2 separate regions of the Homo sapiens genome follow, and region 2 is linked to region 1. A link is an interaction called in ENCODE POLR2A ChIA-PET data of the cell type or tissue named here. Cell type or tissue: OCI-LY7. All regions are shown on one strand.

Evidence for each region. ChIA-PET counts read pairs that join two places held together with the same protein. Peaks named below come from ENCODE experiments on the same cell type or tissue, not always from the same donor. Only the 100,000 strongest peaks of a DNase experiment are listed, where the experiment ranks them.
Region 2: POLR2A ChIA-PET joins it to region 1 with 5 read pairs; 2 of 35 experiments call an interaction of 5 or more read pairs at or near these places.

The regions. Positions count from the first base shown.
Region 1 is chr14:20,304,030-20,309,029 of GRCh38, reverse strand. TTC5 (tetratricopeptide repeat domain 5) reads left to right here and starts at 3,079. Exons shown (of 10, transcript NM_138376.3): 1 at 3,079-3,143. The coding sequence starts at 3,093. RefSeq lists a silencer at 1-153 and an enhancer at 2,934-3,173. In OCI-LY7, CTCF peaks have their summits at 2,799 and 3,002; a DNase peak (open chromatin) is centred at 3,049; H3K4me3 peaks cover 1,934 bases; H3K27ac peaks cover 340 bases.
Region 2 is chr14:20,538,252-20,543,251 of GRCh38, reverse strand. No RefSeq gene overlaps it. Among named protein-coding and RNA genes, the nearest start is that of RNASE9, 20 kb to the left of the region's middle. In OCI-LY7, no CTCF peak of the experiment used is centred here; no DNase peak of the experiment used is centred here.

The DNA.
Region 1 (5,000 bases):
TAGATAACTCTTTCTCCCTGTGCTGTTTCTCACTGAGCTGTGGTGTTTATGCCTTAAGTACCTGTGTTATATGCTACATGTTGCTTTGAATTCTGGTATTTATGCATATCTGTATATGTAAGTATGTTAATGTACACTGATATTTTGCTGTATTTGCCAGTATGTTTATGTGAAAATTTTGGTCTTGGAAAATGGTGGGTGATGTGTAGCTTGTTATTTGGGTGTGTGTATTTATTTGTATATATTTATGTATTTACCTTCGTATTGTTTGGAGGTGTGCTTATGTCAGTGAACGAGAGTACAATTTGATGCATGTATGTTCAGTCCCTATTTGTATTTAAAAATAACTCACGTTGATGAAGTTATTTTTTAAAGTTAATTTTTTTGGCATTTACAGTCGGTGCTCTGTATCCATAGGTTCTGCTTCTGCAGATTCAGCCAACCATATATCAAAAATATTTGAGAAAAAATAATATAAAAAAATACAAATTAAAAACCAATACTATATAACAACTATTTGGATAGCATTTACATTGTAGGTATTATAAATAATTTAGAGGTGATTTAAAGTATTTGGGAGAATCTGTAGGTTATATGCAAATACCATGCCATTTTATAAAAGTGACATGAACATCCAAGGATTTTGGTATCCATGAGGGTTCCTGGAACCAATCCCCCAAAGATACCAAAGGAAGACTGTATTTTAAAATAAAGCTACTTCTTTACCTTTTTGTCAACTATTGCCTTGGGTTTACTTATTTAGGAATGCACTTCTGCAGAAAGTTTACCAATGTGTTATTGATCTCGAGATTGTATTAAAATAAAAGATTTATTTATTGTTTTCCTTTATTTAGTGAGTATTTCTGACTATTATTATGGGAATTAAATTGTTTATGCATTTATTTATTTAAAATGTAGAGCCATGATAGAAATTTGAAGGACATTCTCAGTAACTTTATGTCCTGTTAGAGGAAAGATTTGAAAGCATACTGGCTGGAGAGGCAGAAGATCTGGGTTCTGGTTTCTACTTAGTTTGAACTTTCTTGGACTTAGTCTCTGTATCTGTAAAATGAAGGACTGAATTAAGTTATCCTTACAGCCTTTTCTAACTCTTAAATTTTAGGATTGATTCTTAATGGTTTAAGATGTGTTAACAATGGAATTACCCTAAATGTCAAATCCCATTGTTTTTTAGGTAATAAAAATTATACTGAAATCATTTGAAGATATATTTAGTCATTGTAGAAAGGCAATTAAATACCCCTGCTTTACATAATTGAAAAGCAAGTAGTGTTTCCTTCACTAGGAATATAGAGTATAAAATCTCTTAAAAATTATTCTTAATGTGCACCAAAATTATTTATTACTGTTTTTTTGAGATGGAGTCTTGCTGTGTTGCCCAGGCTGGAGTGCAGTGGCAGCATCTTGGCTCACTGCAACCTCTGCCTCCTGGGTTCAAGTGGTTCTCCTGTCTTGGCCTCCCAAGTAGCTGGGATTACAGGTGCATGCCACCACACCTGGCTAATTTTTGTATCTTTAGTAGAGATGGGGTTTTACCACATTGGCCAGGCTTGTCTTGAACTGACCTCAAGTGATCTGCCCGCCTTGGCCTCCCAAAGTGCTGGGATTACAGGTGTGAGCCACCGTGCCCAGCCTCGTGTGCACCAAAGTTAAAATGTCTGAGAAAGAGGATGAAAAATTTTAAAGTTTTAGGGCCGGGTGTGGTGGCTCACGCCTGTAATCCTAGCACTTTGGGAAGCTGAGGCGGGTGAATCATGAGGTCAGGAGATCGAGACCATCCTGGCTAACACGGTGAAATCCCGTCTCTACTAAAAATACAAAAAATTAGCCGGGCGTGGTGGTATGCACCTGTAGCCCCAGCTACTCGGGAGGCTGAGGCGGGAGAATCGCTTGAACCTGGGAGGCCGAGGTTGCAGTGAGCCGAGATGGCGCCATTGCACTCCAGCCTGGGCTACACAGTGAGACTCCATCTCAAAAAAAAATTTTTAAAACATCCCTCCCTATTTTACAGCTAACGACATAGATTTTATAGGTTACAATACAAACTATTTCCTTTATGTTGGAAAATGATTTGAGGAAATGATTTTATGTATATTCATGATTTCTGCCTTGAACGTTTTACTTCTTTGTTAGTTTCACAGAATCAGCTTGAAGCTGTAATTAAAACTAAAAAAGTAAAGCAAAACTGCCAGGAATATTACATGACACTTTAAAAGATTTATTCAGAAGTTTAATATATTCACAAGGTACAAACTTTAAAGTTACAAAAAAGGCATAGAGTGAAAAGTCTACCCCAGTTCCCTGGTCACTCATTTTTGCTCCAGCCACTCACTTCTGCTCTTTGTAAGCGATAGTCTTGCCAGTGTCTTGTGTCTCTTTCCAGAGACTATGTAGAAGCAAATAATTTTTTATTTAAAAATGTTTATATTTGAATAGGTGATACATATAGATGGCAAGAAAATTCAAAAGGGCAGGCAGTGAAAATTTTCTTCGCTCACCCACAGTTCCCCAGTTTCTGTGTTTCCCTCTGCAGAGACAGTCATCCTTTCTTATATATCCTTCTGGATGTTGTCTATAAATATGGAGGCATTGTTAGTGTAGAGCATGGTGGTTTTTATGAGCCATCCCAAGTGTAGTATTTATTAAGATAGTGCATTAAAATGATAAAATTAATCATACATAGAAAATTACTGCAAAGTTTGGAAAAGATTGAGTAAAGTAGCTATTGTACTACATGGCTTTCGAAATTTCAAACAACACAGGTGTGCACTTCTTAAACTCTCTTCTTTATGGAGTATTATAATCTTAGTATAAATAAGTAGGAAGACATGAAACAAGAATATAGAAATTAAGCTGAGGACATTTTGTTTCCAGGATCTGGGAAAGAAAGAAGTTTATGAACTCACAAGTGATTGTAGAGCATCTCTGTGGAAATAAATGGTTAAGTCGGTTTGAAGCAAAGCCCTTCTGGGGCAGAAAAGCCTCCAGAACGCCAGATGTCGCTGTGGTTCCGCGGTGAGAGAGGGCGTGCGTCTCTGTGGTTATAAAGTTGGGGGTGGAGTGGCCGGGAGATGATGGCTGATGAAGAGGAAGAAGTCAAGCCGATCTTGCAGAAATTGCAGGTGGGGCCGTAGATTAAATTCTGTATGTGTTTTTGTTACTCCGAATGAAGCAGGGAGTCCAGTTTATGTACTGCCCGTGAATTCCTCGGCACACACGCGAAGCTGCGTGCGTCTGTGTGGTTACTATAACAACCCTCGAGGGTGCAGCCGCAGCCAGCCAGGGAGCCTCGTTGGAACCTCCTGCTGCCGACCTGACTGCGGTTAATTTCAGTCCTGTATGGAAGAAGATTTGTTGCTCCTAACTGTTCATGTACATTTTTAGAGAGGACGTTGTTTTCTCGATTCATCCATAGCGAATAGCATATACATGTGTGTGGCAGATCTGCATGAACTACTGTCACATGTTGTTTTGATCCCTACAAAAGCCATTTAACACCTTTCTGCTTTGAATTTGGCAACAATCACGCTAATGACCTGCACTGCAAGTGTCCTGGTTACTCCCCTTAGGATTTCAGTTTTGATTTCTTTCAACCTGTGTAATTCCACTTTGGGGTCTGATGCAGAGGGGTCCAGACTCCACATAGTCCACAGGTAAGACTAGTCTTTTGGACTTGGTAGGGAGGCGTTAACTAGTTGCTTGGCTCTTTGCCTTTAAGAACCCATGATTTTCCTTACACCTCAGGAACTCAGTTCTTCGTTCTAAGGCAGCCTGTAACTTAAATATTAGAACTATGACAGGCTTGTAACTTGCCTAAAGGTGTTTAACGCACAAATTTAAATACTGGTGAAATTTCTTTGTTCTTGGGTACATTAAAATAGTAACACTTTTTAGAGTGTTCCAGCTGATTTGGATTAACTTCATTTTATTCCCTAACTGTGACTGGCTGAAATCAGAGATTCTCAATTCTGGTTCTATATTAGAAACATTATTTGTGTATATATGTTTGTATATGCACAGAAAAAAATCTGAAAAGGTATACAAATCAGTGGTTATCACTGAGGTTCTTTGGGGTAATTTTGTACTTTCTTTTTTTTACATGTATCTATTTGAATTTTAACAACTTACATGTATTGATTTTGCCATGAAAAAATAAGTTTCTAAAAACATTCAGTCCAGAGGAAAACAAAACCAAACAATAAAACCAAACAACTTCTTGAATGTTTGGTTTAACAACTAAAACCAATCAATAAGCCCTTCTCTAAAACTCTTAATTTGCAGCCATGTTGATTGCAGGACAAAAGGAAATTGGTTGTAATTTTTTATGAGAATTGTCTTTTCCTAGGTTCATTTGTGGTAAATGTCCTAAGCAGCTTGGGAGAGGATACTTCCGTTATCTTGGGGTGGGGTCGGTGCAGGAATGGAATAAAGGAGTGAAGTAGAGAAGAGGAAAAGGATTAGATAATGGTGTTGCTGTTCATGGAGATGGTGGTAAACTTTGATTTCATTGTTAAAGACATTTTAGTGTAAAAAGAGTGTATAAATGGATATTTCTCAAAGTGTGTTTTACAGACAGTTTCATTACAGTCATCTGGGGTGCCTGTTAAAAATGTAGAATTTTGAGTTCTGCTAAACTGTTAAAATCAGAGTCTCTGCAGGCTGGGTCTTGGATATAATACAATAAAATTTGCAGAGGGTGCTAGTCTGTTCCCTTCATTCTGGATAGGATTTTAAATTAAGTATAGCACATATGTATTTGTTAGAACAGGGATAGTTAGTTAGTTAATTCAATCAAGTGTAGTGAATTAGAGCCTATCATGTCCCAAGTCCCGTTCTGGTGCTCAGGTGTAGCTCGAAACAAAACAGATTAAAGGCCTTTCCATCCTGGAGCTTACATTTCAGTGGTGGAGGCAGACAATAGACAATTAATGATAGGCCACATGATTTTAAATAAGTATGAAGAAAAATAAGAGTATGAT
Region 2 (5,000 bases), 230 kb before region 1:
TACATATTTCAAAACATATTGTATGTGATAAACATGTATAATTTTTGTCAATTTAAAATAATTAATTTTTAAAAAAGAATTTGAGAATGGCTATATACATTTTAGATATAAGCAGACTTCAAAGCAAGGAAAGTTATCAGGAATGAAGAGGGTTGTTACATGTTAAAGACATCAGAATTCTCCAAGAAGTCATAATTGTAATTACAGAACATCAAAATGTGTAAGGTAAAAAATGATAGATCTGCAAGGAGAAATAGATGAATCCACTATTATAGTTGGAGACTTCAGCACTGCTCTATCATAAATGAACAGCAGGTAGAAAATCAGTAAGACATAGTTAAACTCAACAACACCATCTCTGTCACTACTTAAACACGTGTTCATTCATTTATTTAACAACTATGTATTTTGTATCTATGCATGCCAGTTGCTTTGCCGGCATTGGGCACACAAAGTAAAATGTGGGTACTTGGCTCAAGGTTAAGTTGTTCCTAAAACCAGAGTTCAAAAAGATTAAGGTATACATGGTTAACTGGTGAGGCAGTGTTTGGAAGGGTTCCAGTTACATGGGAAGAATTGATGAAGAGGAAGGATTCTGCATGATAGAAAAGATGAATAGTGGGGCAGAGAAGCAAGAATGGTGTTTCACATCCATCCACCTCCTCACCCCACACACCACATACACACTAACAACATGCACCTTGCCTTTTTGACCAGTGTTGAATACTATGGAGGGAGGAGCTTTAAGTAGAATGTGGTGGAGTTATTTTTATGAAAGATGCTGAGAGACAGAGAAACAAACAATACTATTTTGGTGCTCAGGGGATAAAAGGCAGTACTGAGTGATAAAGCCATAGTCTATCCACTTAATTCCCACCCCCAAAACCCACCCAATTCTAAGACTTCATCTAAACAGTTTCAGCGCTGTTGGATGAAAGTACATCTTGGCACAGGTGCTATTGTTTTCATGGAGCCATGAAGTCGATCAGGCTCCCACAGGTATCTGCTTTACTAAAAGGCACCATCAAGACTGAAGCAGAAGAAAAAGAGATCAAAGACACCATCTGATACACCTGACCTCCTTGTCTGGGAGCATTTTGAGGGCTTCCCTGGAGAATCCTAGATATGGCAGAGATGAGACAGGTGAGATTTTAAGGAGAACTGTAAGGGATGGAGTAGACATTACCCACTGTCTCTCAGTGTCTGCAACTCTTTTCTTCTTCTGTGGGTCGTAACAGAAACCTCCAATTTTACCTGAGCACGTAGCGATCCAAAATAAAAAGAGAGCCTGGGACATATCCGTGAAGAGAAAGAGTTGAGTGAAAGCTCTGGGAAGTGTCCTTGAAGGGAAGGAGAATGCCATATTTGCTTTTTCTTTCCTTTTTCCTTGGAATGGACATGTTGTCTGAAGCTAGACTAGCCATCTTGGATCCTGATGGGGAAGCCACATGCTGAGTTTAGCAGAGCAGCAAGATAGAGCCTGAATGTCTGACACCATGGAACGCCATAACAGACCTAAATTGACTATCCCTGGACTTCAGAAAACAAAGTGTAAAGGCTGGCCATGGTGGCTCACTCATGTAATCCCAGCATTTGGGGCAGCTGAGGCAGAATTGCTTGAGGCCTGGAGTTTGAGACTAGCCTGGGCATGAGACCTCATCTCTACAAAAAATTTTTTAAATTAGCCAGGTGTGGTGGCACACACTTGTAGTCCCAGCTGTCCAGGAGTTTGAGGCAGGAGGATCCCTTATGCCCAGGAGTTCGAGGCTGAAGTGAGCTATGATCTCATACTACTGCACTTCAGCCTGGGTGACAGAGTGAGACTCCGTCTCTAAAAAATAAAATAAAAAGAAATGAGAGAAATAAACACTTTTTTTGTTAAGCCACTGCTACCTGAAGTTTCTGTCACTGCCAAACCAATTCTAATTAATACACACAAGAATTAGAGAGATGGTAATAAACTCATGAGATATAGGTTGTTACTATTAAAGTGGTCCCATCAGTAACTCCAGACTGGTGAGGCCTGAAAAGATTTGGTTATCCAAGTTTAGGCCTGGTGTGAATTTCTAGCACTACATATAATGAGATAATTATAAAAACAGAGGCATAACAGCCGAGGCTACATTAGAGAAATTGTGAACCTCTTCTTCTAACTATTGTCCAATCCACATTCTTTACCTCAAATGTTCTGGCATGGGAGGAGAACAACAACAAAAAAATTAAATTTTATGGATTAAAGAAACAACTCTTTTTTTTTTTTTTTTTTTTTGAGATGGAGCCTCATTCTGTCGTCCAGGCTGGAGTACAGTGGCACGATCTCGGCTCACCGCAAACTCCGCCTCCCAGGTTCACGCCCTTCTCCTGCCTCAGCCTCCCAAGTAGCTGGGACTACAGGCGCCCGCCACCATGCCCAGCTAATTTTTTGTAGGTTTAGTAGAGAACGGGGTTTCATCGTGATAACCAGGATGGTCTTGATCTCCTGACCCCGTGATCCGCCCACCTTGGCCTCCCAAAGTGCTGGGATTACAGGTGTGAGCCATCATGCCTGGCCTAAGGAAACAACTCTTAAGTTGAGAATTACAGTTTGGGATGCCCTTATTTATGACTTATTTATGAGCCGGGAGGACTGCAGAAATAATTTATGCTTCATTAGCCACAGATTATTCTTCTTAGTCCTGAAACTCTTGCAAGCGTAAGTGAGGCCCTTTAATCAGCCCTCTGCCTCTCTAAGCCCCAAGCTAAGACCCAAACCGAGATTCCTAGTGCTTGGTGTCCTCAGTATCCATCATGATTTATGAACACAGGTCACAAGAAAGCTTTGTGAGATACACAAAATACAGTCAGATATCTACTGAATTTGTGAATTGAACAATAAAATTTGCAAATTTATTTAAAAGCCTAAGGAAGAACTATGTGTCTTGTGTTTTTAAATTTTAACCAATGTGAATTCCAATTGCTAAAACCAAAATAAACTTCTGAATAGGCTTTCCGAAAAAACTGTTTTGAGTGCTCCAGAAAACTCACATCAGCCCTTCTGTTTTGCATCTTCTGTTCTGCAATAGCCTGATAACATCAGCATGTCCTCAATCGCTGCTCAGTGCTTAGTTTAGAGAAAAATCCCCATGATCCTAGGCGTGGAGCCTGCCCTGGGCCTTCTGTTTTAGGCTCAGGGCCAAGAAGCATACAATGATGGCTATGGACCTTACTGACGGACTCAAGGGAACCCCTGGGGCACAGCTTGGGCATGATCAAAGGACAGAGTTGATCAGTTAAAAAAATTATGTAAGAGATATGGAACATTCTGATATGTGCAGTCCATCACACATTGACCTCATTCTTCTCACAGTAAGAACACAAATTATGAAAGTAACATGTCCAGGCTTCAACAGCTTGTAAGTATAAAATAAGGCTACACCTTCATTTAAAAAACACTTAAAGACTTCAAATGTCCATATCCCCAGATCGGAATGTACTTTTCCTTTAACGTCCTTGGGTAACTTATGAATTTCCTGGGGGTGCTACCTTCATGCATCCTCACAGGTCCTTTGAGTTCTTCCTGCTGCTCCTTGTCCAGGTGTCATGTCCATAACTGTCCTGTCAGAGGATATCTTGAGCCTGTTCCCACAGGAGCTGCTGCTTCCGGCATCACCCATCGCCTCTGTTTCAGGTGACAGGTCCCTGCTGCTTCCCCTGGACTTTTATATCTCAAGAAAATTACAGCTAGAGAAGAGGAATAAGCTCTAGTGTTCTATATGATGGTAGAATGGCTATAGTTAATACACTATACACTTTCAAATAGCTATTAAAAAGTCAAAAAATAACAGATGCTGAGGAGGTTGCAGAGAAAAGGAGAACACTTACGCACTGTTGATGGAAGTGTAAATTAGTTCAACCATTGTGAGAAGCAGCGTGGTGATTCCTCAAAGAGTTAAAAACAGAACTGCCATTCAACCCAGCAATCCCATTACTGAGTATTTACCCAGATGAATATAAATCATTCTACCATAAAAACACATGCAGCTAGGCGCAGTGGTTCATGTCTGTAATCCCAGCACTTTGGGAGGTCAAGGCGGGCAGATCACTTGAGGTCTGGAGTTTAAGACTAGCCTTGCCAACATGGTCAAACCCCATCTCTACTAAAATTACAAAGATTAGCTGGGCATGGTGGCACGCACCTGTAGTCCCAGCTACTTGGAAGGATGAGGCAGGAGAATCACTTGAACCCGAGAGGCGGAGGTTGCAGCAAGCCGAGATCACACCACTGCATTCCAGCCCGGGCGACAGAGCAAAGATGCCGTCTAAAAAAAAAAAAACAAAAAATATACGTTCACACGAAATGTTCATTGCAGCATTATTCACAATAGCAAAGACATGGAATCAACCTAAATGCCCATCAATAACAGATTGGATAAAGAAAATGTGGTACATATACCCCATGGAATACTAAGCTGTCATAAAAAAGAATGAGATAGGCCCGGCACGGTGGCTCACGCCTGTAATCCCAGCACTTTGGGAGGCCGAGGTGGGCGGATCACGAGGTCAGGAGATCGAGACCATCCTGGCTAACACGGTGAAACCCCATCTCTACTAAAAATACAAAAAATTAGCCGGGCGTGGTGGTGGGCGCCTGTAGTCCCAGCTACTCAGGAGGCTGAGGCAGGAGAATGGCGTGAACCCGGGAGGCGGAGCTTGCAGTGAGCCGAGATCGCGCCACTGCACTCCAGCCTGGGCGACAGAGCGAGACTCCGTCTCAAAAAAAAAAAAAAAGAATGAGATCATGTCTTTTGTGGGTACATGGATGGAGCTGGAGGCCATTATCCTTAGCAAATTAACACAGCAACAGAAAGCCAAATACTGCATGTTCTCACTTATAAGTGGGAAGTAAGTGATGATAACTCATGGACACAAGGAAGGGAACAACAGACACTGAAGCCTACTTGAGGGTGGAGGGTAGGAGAAGGGAGAGGAGCAGAAAAAAAATTACTATTGGGTACTAGGCT